2 separate regions of the Homo sapiens genome follow, and region 2 is linked to region 1. Evidence: read pairs that join two places in POLR2A ChIA-PET (ENCODE). Cell type or tissue: PC-9. All regions are shown on one strand.

The links. Peaks named below come from ENCODE experiments on the same cell type or tissue, not always from the same donor. Only the 100,000 strongest peaks of a DNase experiment are listed, where the experiment ranks them.
Region 2: POLR2A ChIA-PET joins it to region 1 with 11 read pairs; 4 of 35 experiments call an interaction of 5 or more read pairs at or near these places.

What each region holds. Positions count from the first base shown.
Region 1 is chr7:66,640,498-66,645,497 of GRCh38, reverse strand. KCTD7 (potassium channel tetramerization domain containing 7) reads right to left here. Exons shown (of 4, transcript NM_153033.5): 4 at 2,451-5,000. Among named protein-coding and RNA genes, the nearest start is that of KCTD7, 14 kb to the right of the region's middle. In PC-9, no CTCF peak of the experiment used is centred here; no DNase peak of the experiment used is centred here.
Region 2 is chr7:66,044,637-66,049,636 of GRCh38, reverse strand. No RefSeq gene overlaps it. Among named protein-coding and RNA genes, the nearest start is that of ASL, 29 kb to the left of the region's middle. In PC-9, no CTCF peak of the experiment used is centred here; a DNase peak (open chromatin) is centred at 2,046; H3K4me3 peaks cover 301 bases; H3K27ac peaks cover 974 bases.

The DNA of each region.
Region 1 (5,000 bases):
ATATGGTGAAACCCCATCTCTACTAAAAATACAAAAATTAGCCAGGCTTGGTGGCGCGTCTGTAATCCCAGCTACTTGGGAGGCTGACGAAGGAGGATTGCTTGAACCCAGCTGGTGGAGGATGTAGTGAGCTGAGATTGCACCACTACACTGCAGCCTGGGCAACAGAGCAAGACTGTCTCAAAAAAAAAAAAAAGAAAGAAAGAAAGAAAGTTTAAAATTATGTTTAAAAAACAGAGAAATTAAGCTAAAGTACATGATAGGAAAAACAATGTGGTAAGGAATTAAAAGAAAGCTAAAGGTAAGTAAATAAAAGCTAAGGGAACAGGCTATAAGTTCAACAAACCAAAATTAAGTAGTGAAGAGGTCATCTACACAAGAATGAAGACGGGACACTTGGCAGTATAGAGATCTAAGTCCAAGGGCCATGAGTCCCAAGCCAGGCACATGGCATCCCCTGAACTACACTAAGGAGTCTCCCATTCTGTTATGCTTTTGATGTTGGAAGTAGGCTATCCAGCTTGTCTATGCAGGGATACCTGCAAGGCTTCAGGAGTGTCATTAACTCAGGTGGTTCCAGATCATCCCACCCTTGGGGTCTAGCCAAGGAGCCATGACTCACCTACTCTGTCATACTCCATACATCATCCTGTGAACAGGGCCTCCTTCACCTAGCGGATATGTGTCCCTCACTAAGAAGGTCAGTAAATCGGGAGCCCCATCTACCCCCTTAACACAGGGGCTACATAAGGACTACACATTTGATATGGTTTGGCTCTGTGTCCCCACCCAAATCTCATGTTGAACTGTAATCCCCACTTGTCAGGGGAGGGACCTGGAGGGAGGTGATTGGATCATGGAGGTAGATTTCCCCTATGCTGTTCTTGTGATAGTGAGTTTTCACGAGCTCTGATGGTTTAAAAGTGTAGCATTTCCCCACTCTTTTTTTATTTTTGTGGGATGGAGTCTCACTCTGTTTCCAGGCTGGAGTGCAGTGGCATGATCTCGGCTTATTGCAACCTCTGCCTCCTGAGTTCAAGTGATTCTCCTGCCTCAGCCTCCCGAGTAGCTGGGACTACAGGTGCACGCCACCATGCCCAGCTAATTTTTTTGTATTTTGTTTTTTAATAGAGATGGGGTTTCACCATGTTGGCCAGGATGGTCTCAATCTCTTGACCTCGTGATCTGCCTGCCTCGGCCTCCCAAAGTGCTGGGATTATACAGGCATGAGCCACCATGCCTGGCCTCCCCATTCTCTCTCTCTCCTGCCTCCATATAAGATGTGCCTTGCTTCTGAACTTCGCCTTCTGCCATGATTATAAGTTTCCTGAGGCCTCCCAGGGATGTGAACTGTGGGTCAATTAAACCTCTTTTCTTTATAAATTAACCGGTCTCAGGTAGTTCTTTACAGCAGTGTGAAAATGGACTAATACAACATCTATGGGAGATTTTTTTTTTCCTTTTTTCCTAAAATCCTTTCCTGAAGTATGAAGACTTTCTAATACTTGTCCTAGATATGTGCTTTCAAATCTTCACAGGTCAGGTAGAGTGAAGCCCTAAACCTCAGGAGGAGGATACGAGCTGTCAAGAGGAAGGGAGGATCATGCTGTTGAACACCTCTGAGGATTTCAGAAAGGGGCTCTGGGTTTGAATCCTGACTCTTCCACTTACTAGCTCTGCACTCTTGGGGAAACTACATACTTCTATGAGCTTCAGTTTCCAGCCTGTATTATTAGTGTACTATAACTATGTGACTGTACTCAGTAATTAGTCAGGGAATACATTTGGCACAGATGATACAGTGCTTTTGTTTAAAAGCCAGAATAATCAGAGGTTTAAGGGAAGCAGTTGGAGGGTATGAAGCTACTCAGAGCCTCAGAACTCACCTTTCTGCGTTAATCCATGATGTGACTCCAGGGGGCATCTTGATGAGGACACTCATTAGCCAGGAAGGTGTCAAGCTCTGCTTTCAAAGGAAGGGCAACTTACGTCCATTTTTCTTAAGGAAGGGTCTTAACCACTGAGGCTTACATAAATTTAGAGCTACTTATTTCCCCCATTGAAAAGGAAGTGGTAATATGACAGGAGGAATTTATTTTAGAACTACCTGACATGGTTGTGAGCCACACACGTGACTGCACCTGCAGTCTCTTCTTTCCTTGGAGAACTCCCAAAAGAAGAGGACAGAGATTTTGCCTAGGCTGGGGTGGGCACATGCCTACATGAAACAGGGACAAGTCTAGAGTAACTCTAGAAGGGTCCTCAAGAGGCCCACCTCCCTTTCAGGGCAGAAATTCAGCTGCTGGTCTCAGGGAAAAGCCTGTCTTGTTGTGTGGGGCATCCCCAAACACACCACATTTTAAGCAGAAATAAAAAATATTTGCTGGCAAAGTGGGGGTCAGAGAAGAGATGAGAGCACATCTCTAAAAAAGAAAGGCACAGCACCCAGGTTCTAGTTCTTGACTTTAATGCCCTTGGAGTGTACTGAGGCTCAATACACCAAAGCACTCACAGACAGGTACATGAACTCACACAGGAAGTGTTATAGTGTGTACATAAACCCAACACCATACAGAAGGAAGACGACGGACCCAGGTGACCTCCCACACTCGAGGTGACTGCCTGTTCCCATACTCACTGTTTGTTCCCACCTCCCTCAACCCCTGCCAACCCCCATCCTTCCCCACTCAGTATGTATATACACAGATATGATTCTTTCAGAATTCCAAAAAGTGCCTCTCCCACCCCAGTTCCCAACACTACAGCTTTGGATGAAAAAAGCCTCTCTCTTTTAAGGATCATGAGACAGGTACCACCTTCACGCAAGAGCCCCAGCAAAATAGTACCCAAGAAAGCTTAATAATGTATATTGGAATCAAATATGGATAGAACATATGCAGAAGGACAATATTTGAAATATTACTAGGATCAAAACGCTCAGCATCAGTAGTTTTTGTTTTGTTATTGCTGTTTGCTTTAACCTGTTCAAGAGCTGGTTTAGACCAAGACCACACATGGATGCTCACACCGCCTGTGTCTTATAAATGTCACTTCCTATTCCTCCAGCAAGCAGCCCAGAACAGGAAGATTATATCACCTGATAAGCCTTAGGCACAAGGCTCAGACAGCTCCCAGAATATCCTAAGCCCCAGGAAAGAAGAACAGAAACTTCCAGAGTACAGCTGACTGCTTTCTGCATGGTAAGCACTGGGCAGCCTGGTGAACAAGGCAGAGGTAAAATAAGGAAGGTGATGATTCCTTCCATTTATTTAGAGTGTTACGCTAAGAATTCCTCTCCTGGAGTGGGATGCATTTCAGTGTGGTTTTGCTTCAGTCTTTTTTTGTTGCTATAACATTAGCTTTTTTATTTTTAAGGAATTTTGTTATGGCGAGCATTGCACCATTGGTCCCATCTCCTGAAACTTTCACTTTGCTTTGACTCACTGATAACTACTGGCCCGTCTCAAGGCAAGATGAATCCAGTCCCTTGTCAAGTGAGAGGGATTTACTGACATTATGCACAACAATTCTATAAAGATGCACTTCCTTATGATCAGGGAGAAGCTTTCATCCTTTGGAGCCTTCCTTCCAGACCCAACCCTTCTTCTGTTCTGGGCCTGGCCATTTAGAGTTGAAAAGGGATCAAATGGGGAAAAGTCACTTCCACAGGGATAACCCCTTTATCTGGAGGCCGTTACCACAATCCACCACATCTAATTGCACTTTTCAGCCTGGCCTTGGTTTCTCATTAGAGAATGGCGAAACTAGGCCACTGAATTCCTTCACTCCATTTAGAAAGAGCTCTCAGCTTGCTGCCCAGTGTCACCTCTCTGCCTGTTCTACTGGCCCAGAGCCTTGTGTCCTACAGTGGCACAGAATACATTACTGTGAGGATCACAAAGGGAGTCAGAGAAACAGGGATTTCTCCAGCGAGAGAGAGGAACGGTGTTCTTACCCAGCATCCCTGTAATCCTAAGCAAGCCTTCAGGACCTGTTTTTGAGCAAACTTGCATTTGAGCAAACAAGTCTCTCAATGGCTTGCATGTATGGACTCTAAATAACCAAGCCCTGCCATGCTCCATGGGAGAAGGGGGAAGCAGAAGGGGTCAAGGCCACATTACTGAAAGCAATGGGCTTAATGAACTGCTCTCTGTTCACACAGACTTTTTCAATAGTCTGCCTCTCTGTCAAAAAATGAACACATATTAGGCAGTAGGTAACACCAATCAGAAGAACCAAAATGAAAGCCTTTTCTCTTAGAACAATACAAGAGCCATGTTTTGGGGCTAACCTCCAAGCAGGGACATCAGCTCCAGAAAAGAGACTATCCCTTTGTGTACGAGAACAATAGAGAGAGCGCATATCTCAGAACGTGAATGACTATCCTTTCCTCTTAGATCTCAGTATCCACCTCTTTTCCACCTCTAAAAGAGTACAACAGGAGTGCAAAACCACGCCCTGGAATCTTTGTTTACACATAGGGAACAGGAGATCACTGCCGTCCAGCCCCACGGAGGAATTCAGCCAAAGTCCCAGGGCTTGGTCTTCTCTTCCTCATATGAACACAGACTTCAGCTCCCCTTATACCCATCTTGTCTATCTGGTCCTGTAAGTCTGATACCAGTGAGGCTGTCCTCCCCAATTTATTTATTTATTTATTTATTTTTACGATGGTGTTGCCCAGGCTGGAGCACAGTGGCTAGCCACAGGCACGATCATAGTATACTACAGTCTTAATCTCCTGGGCTCAAGTGATCCTCCTGCCTCAGCCTCCAGAGTAGCTGGTACTACAGGTGTGTGCTCGAGTGGCCTGGACTACAGGCGTGTGCCCAAGTAGCTGGGACTACAGACATGTTCCTGGCTCGCATCAATTCTTTACACATTAAAAAAAAAAATCTCCCTTTACCCAGGAAGAGACAGGTACAATCATGATTAGAGAGAGACACCCTTAATGCAGCATGGAAATGTTACATTGTGATCAATGGTGCTACACAGTTCTT
Region 2 (5,000 bases), 600 kb after region 1:
ATGGTGGCTGATGCCTGTAATCCCAGCACTTTGGGAGGCCGGGGTGGGCAGATCACCTGAGGCCAGGAGTTGGAGACCAGCCTGGCCAACATGGTAAAACCCTGTCTCTACTAAATATACAAAAATTAGCCGGGTGTGCTTGTGCGTGCCTGTAATCCCAGCTACTCGGGAGGCTGAGACAGGAGAGCCACTTGAACCCAGGAGGTGAAGGTTGCAGTGAGTCAAGATTGCGCCATTGCACTCCAGCCTGGGCTGGAGTGAGACTCGGTCTCAAAAAAATTAAATAAGGCCAGGCGTGGTGGCTTACGTCTGTAATCCCAGCACTTTGGGGGGCTAAGGCAGGCAGATCATGAGGTCAGGAGTTCGAGACTAGCCTGGCCAACATGGTGAAATCCTGTCTCTACCAAAAATTAGCTGGGTGTGGTGGTGCACGCTTGTAATCCCAGTCCATCAGGAGGCTGAGGCAGGAGAATCGCTTGAACCTGGGAGGTGGAGGTTGCAGTGAGCCGAGATCGTGCAACTGCACTCTAGCCTGGGTGACAGAGGGAGACTCCGTCTCAAAGAAAATAGAGAAATAAAATAATAACAAAAAAGTATGTAGCTCCTCCCCTCCTCTCTTGCTCCTGCTCCCCCTTGCCTTCCGCCATGAGTAGAAGATCCCTGAGGCCTCCCCAGAAGCAGATGCTGCCATGCTTCCTCTAGAGCCGTTGGAACTGTAGGCTAATTAAACAATCTTTCTTTATAAATTACCTAGTCTCAGGTATTTCTCTTTTTCTCTTTACTTTTGTGTGTGTGTGTGTGTCGCCTAGGCTGGAGTGCAGTGGCGCAATCTCAGGTCACTGCAAACTCCACCTCCTGGGTTCAGGCAATTCTCCTGCCTCAGCCTCCCCAGTAGCTGGAATTTCAGGTGTGCGCCACCATGCCCAGCTAATTTTTTTGGATTTTTTTTTTTTTTTTTAGTAGAGATGGGGTTTCATCATGTTGGCCAGGCTGGTCTTAAACTCTTGACCTCGTGATCTGCCCGCCGTGGCCTCCCAACATGCTGGGATTACAGATGTGAGCCACTGTGCCTGGCCTTCAGGTATTTCTTTATTGAAGTGTGAGAACGGACTAATACAGAAGTCCTACATGAGTCTCACTGGGCTAAAATCAAGGTGTTGGTAGGGCTGCAGTCCTTTCTGGAAGCTTCAGAGGAGAATCTGTTTTCTTGCCTTTTTCAGCTTCTAGAGGTTACCTACACTTCTTGGCTCATGGTCTCTTCCTCTACCATCAAAGGCAGGAACATTGCATCTCTCAGACCATTCTTCCCTAGCCACACCTCCCTTGGGTTCTGACATTAGCTGAGAATGATTCTATGCTTTTAATGACCCCTGTGATTAGGTTGATACCATGTAGAAAATCCAGGATAATCTTTTCTTTGCATCTCAAGGCCCATACCCTTAATTGTCATGGTGATCAGCGACTATTCAGGGCCAGAGGTGCAGACAGTAAAAAGAACTTTTACTTGGCTCACTGCAGCCTTTGCTTCCCAGGCTCAAGCGGTTCTCCTACTTCAGCCTCCTGAGTAGCTGGGATTACGGGTGCCAGCCACCATGCCCGGCTAATTTTTGTATTTTTAGTAGAGATGGGGTTTCACCATGTTGGCCAGGCTGGTCTTGAACTCCTGGACTCAAGTGATCCACCCACCTTGGCCTCCTGAAATGATGGGATGACAGGTGTGAGCCACTGCGCCCGGCCTCCTGGGTACCATTTGAACACCCAGCTAACTCCCTACTCTAAGTCACACCTGAGCCATTTTATCATGGGGGCTGTCAGAGGCACTGCTCTTTTCCACTGAAGCCCATACCTAATCCCTCGGCCTCATGTGCTTTTCCCCTCACCCACTTCAAAGGCCCATGGTTTTGGGACGCCTCTCCGCCTCATTAGTCATTCCCTCCCCTGCCCCATCGCGTCAAAACACAATGCATTGTGGTTATTTATGTCCAGAGCTGGCTCCCCAACTACGCTGTCAGCTAGCCAGTGCAGAGGGTGTGTGTTAGTCACATTTGTATCATCAGCCCCCGATGGGCCATGGCTACATACTTGTTGAATGAATAACACAAGGAGGAGCTTTAGCATTTCTTTGTGGGGCCCCATTTTCTCAACGAAGGTACAGGGAATTCTCCACACTAACCAGGCCAGCTAGATCTGGGTGGCATTTTATGCACTTTGTTGTTGTTGTTGTTGTTTTTTAATTTTTTATTTTTATTTTTTTTGAGACGGCATCTCGCTCTGTCGCCCAGGCTGGAGTGCAATGGCGTGATCTCGGCTCACTGCAACCTCTGCCTCCTGGGTTCAAGCGATTCTCCTGCCTCAGCCTCCCAAGTAGCTGAGACTACAGGCGACCGCCACCACGCCCAGCTAATTTTTATACTTTTAATAGAGACAGGGTTTCACCATGTTGGCCAGGATGGTCTCGATCTCTTGACCTTGTGGTCTGCCCTCCTCGGCCTCCCAAAGTGCTGGGATTACAGGTGTGAGCCACCGCGCCTGGCCGTTGTTATTGTTTTGCGATGGAGTCTTGCTCTGTCACCCAGGCTGGAGTGCAGTGGCGCGATCTGCAACCTCTGCCTCCTGGGTTCAGGCGATTCTCCTGCCTCAGCCTCCTGAGTAGCTGGGGTTACAGGTGCGAGCCACTGCGCTGGTTAATTTCTTTTTTTTCGTAAAGATGAGGTTTTGCCACGTTGCTCAGGCTGGTCTCAAACTGGGCTCAAGCGATCCACCTGCCTTCATCTTCCAGAGTGCTGGGATTACAGGTGTGGGCCGCCATGCTCAGCCGAGTAAAAAATGTTTAACAGCTTTATTAATATAGGATTCATATGCTGTACAATTTGCCATTTAAAGTGTACAACTCAATGTTTTCAGTATATTCACAGGGTTGTGCAACCACCACCGCCATCCATAATACTTTTAGGACATTTTCGTTTCCCAAAGAGAAGCTCCATATCTATTAGCAGTCACTGCCCATCCCTGCACCCAACCCCTCTCCTAGCCTTCTTTCTGTATCCATAGATTGGCCTCTTCTTGGACATTCTATATAAAGTGAATCATACGGTATGTATATATATTTTTAGAAGGAGTCTTGCTCTGTCGCCCAGGCTGGAGTGCCGTGGCATAATCTTGGCTCACCACAACCTCTGCCTCCCGGGTTCAAGCAATTTTCCTGCCTCAGCCTCCTAAGTAGCTAGGATTACAGGCGCCTGCCACCATGCCCGGCTAATTTTTGTTTTTTTAGCAGAGACGGGGTTTCACTATGTCGGCCAGGCTGGTCTCGAACTCCTGACCTCATGATCTGCCTGTCTCGGCCTCCCAAAGTGCTGGGATTACAGGCGTGAGCCACTGTGCCTGGCAATTTTTGTATTTTCAGTAGAGATGGAGTTTCACCATGTTGGCCAGGCTGGTCTTGAACTCCTGATCTCAGATGAACCACCCGCCTTGGCTTCCTGAAGTGCTAGGATTATAGGCATGAGCCACGTGGCCAGGTGATATGTATTATTTTGTGTGTGGCGTCTTTCACTTATTAATAGCGTCATGTTTTGGGAGGTTATCCATGTTGTAGCATGTATCTATCCATCTATCTATATGTATTTTTTGCAACAAGGTCTCTCACTCTGTAGGCTGGAATGCAGTGATATGATCATAGCTCCCTGCAGCCTCGACCTCCCGACTGAAGTGATTCTTCCACCTCAGCCTCCCCAGTACCTGAGACTACAAGTGCTCACCACCACACACCTGGCTAACTTTTTGTAGATAGGGGGTCTGGCTATGTTGCCCAGGCTGGTCTGGAACTCCTGGTCTCAAGAAATCCTGCCCCCGCCTCCCAAAGTATTGGGACCAAGCCTGGCCTCCTTTTTATTTTTAAATAGTTTTCCATTGTACAAATGTAGTACATTTTATTCATCCACTCACCAGTCTCTAGTTAATGCATCTGTTGTGTTTGTTCAGATTGACTGGGGTTCAATACCCACCGGACAAGTTCCTAGATGAGTGACTTTTGGTAAATCATAATCTCTCCAAGACTGCCTCAGTTTCTTCAATTATAAAATGTCAATAATAAAGGAATCTACTTCACAGAGAGTCATGGTTGTACTGCCACAGTAATTAATAAAGTGCCAGGCACTTTATGAGGATTATCTAACACATTTATTATTTACAAAGGAGGGAACAAAGGCCATTGCGGTGGCTCACACCTGTAATCCCAGCACTTTGGGAGGTGGAGGTGGGAGGATCACTTGAGGCCAGGAGTTCAAGACCAGCCTGGGCAACATAGAGACTCTCCCATCTCTACAAAAAAATAAAAGAAAAATTCTAGCTGACCCTTTGGACAGCAAATAATTTTTTTTTAGAAAATTAGCCAGAGGGGGCCAGAAGCGGTGGCTCACGTCTGTAATCCCAGCACTTTGAGAGGCCGAGGTGGGCGGATCACGAGGTCATGAGATCGAGACCATCCTGGCTAACACGGTGAAACCCCGTCTCTACTAAAAAAAAAAAAAAAAATAGCCGGGCAGGGTGGCCGGCGCCTGTAGTCCCAGCTACTCGGGAGGCTGAGGCAGGAGAATGGCGTGAACCTGGGAGGCAGAGCTTGCAGTGAGCCGAGATTGCGCCACTGCACTCCAGCCTGGGTGACAGAGCCAGACTCCGTCTCAAAAAAAGAAAAAAGAAAAAAAGAAAATTAGCCAGGTGGCCGGGCACGGTGGCTCATGCCTGTAATCCCATCACTTTGGGAGGCTGAGGCAGGTGGATCACGAGGTCAGGAGGTCAAGACCAGCCTGGCCAAGATGGTGAAACCCTGTCTCTAATAAAAAATACAAAAATCAGCCGGGCATGGTGGCGGGTGCCTGTAATCCCAGCTACTTGGGAGGCTGAGGCAGGGAATTGCTTGAACCCGGGAGGCAGAGGCTGCAGCGAACCGAGATCGCGCCACTGCACTACAGCCTGGGCGACAGAGCAAGACTCCGTCT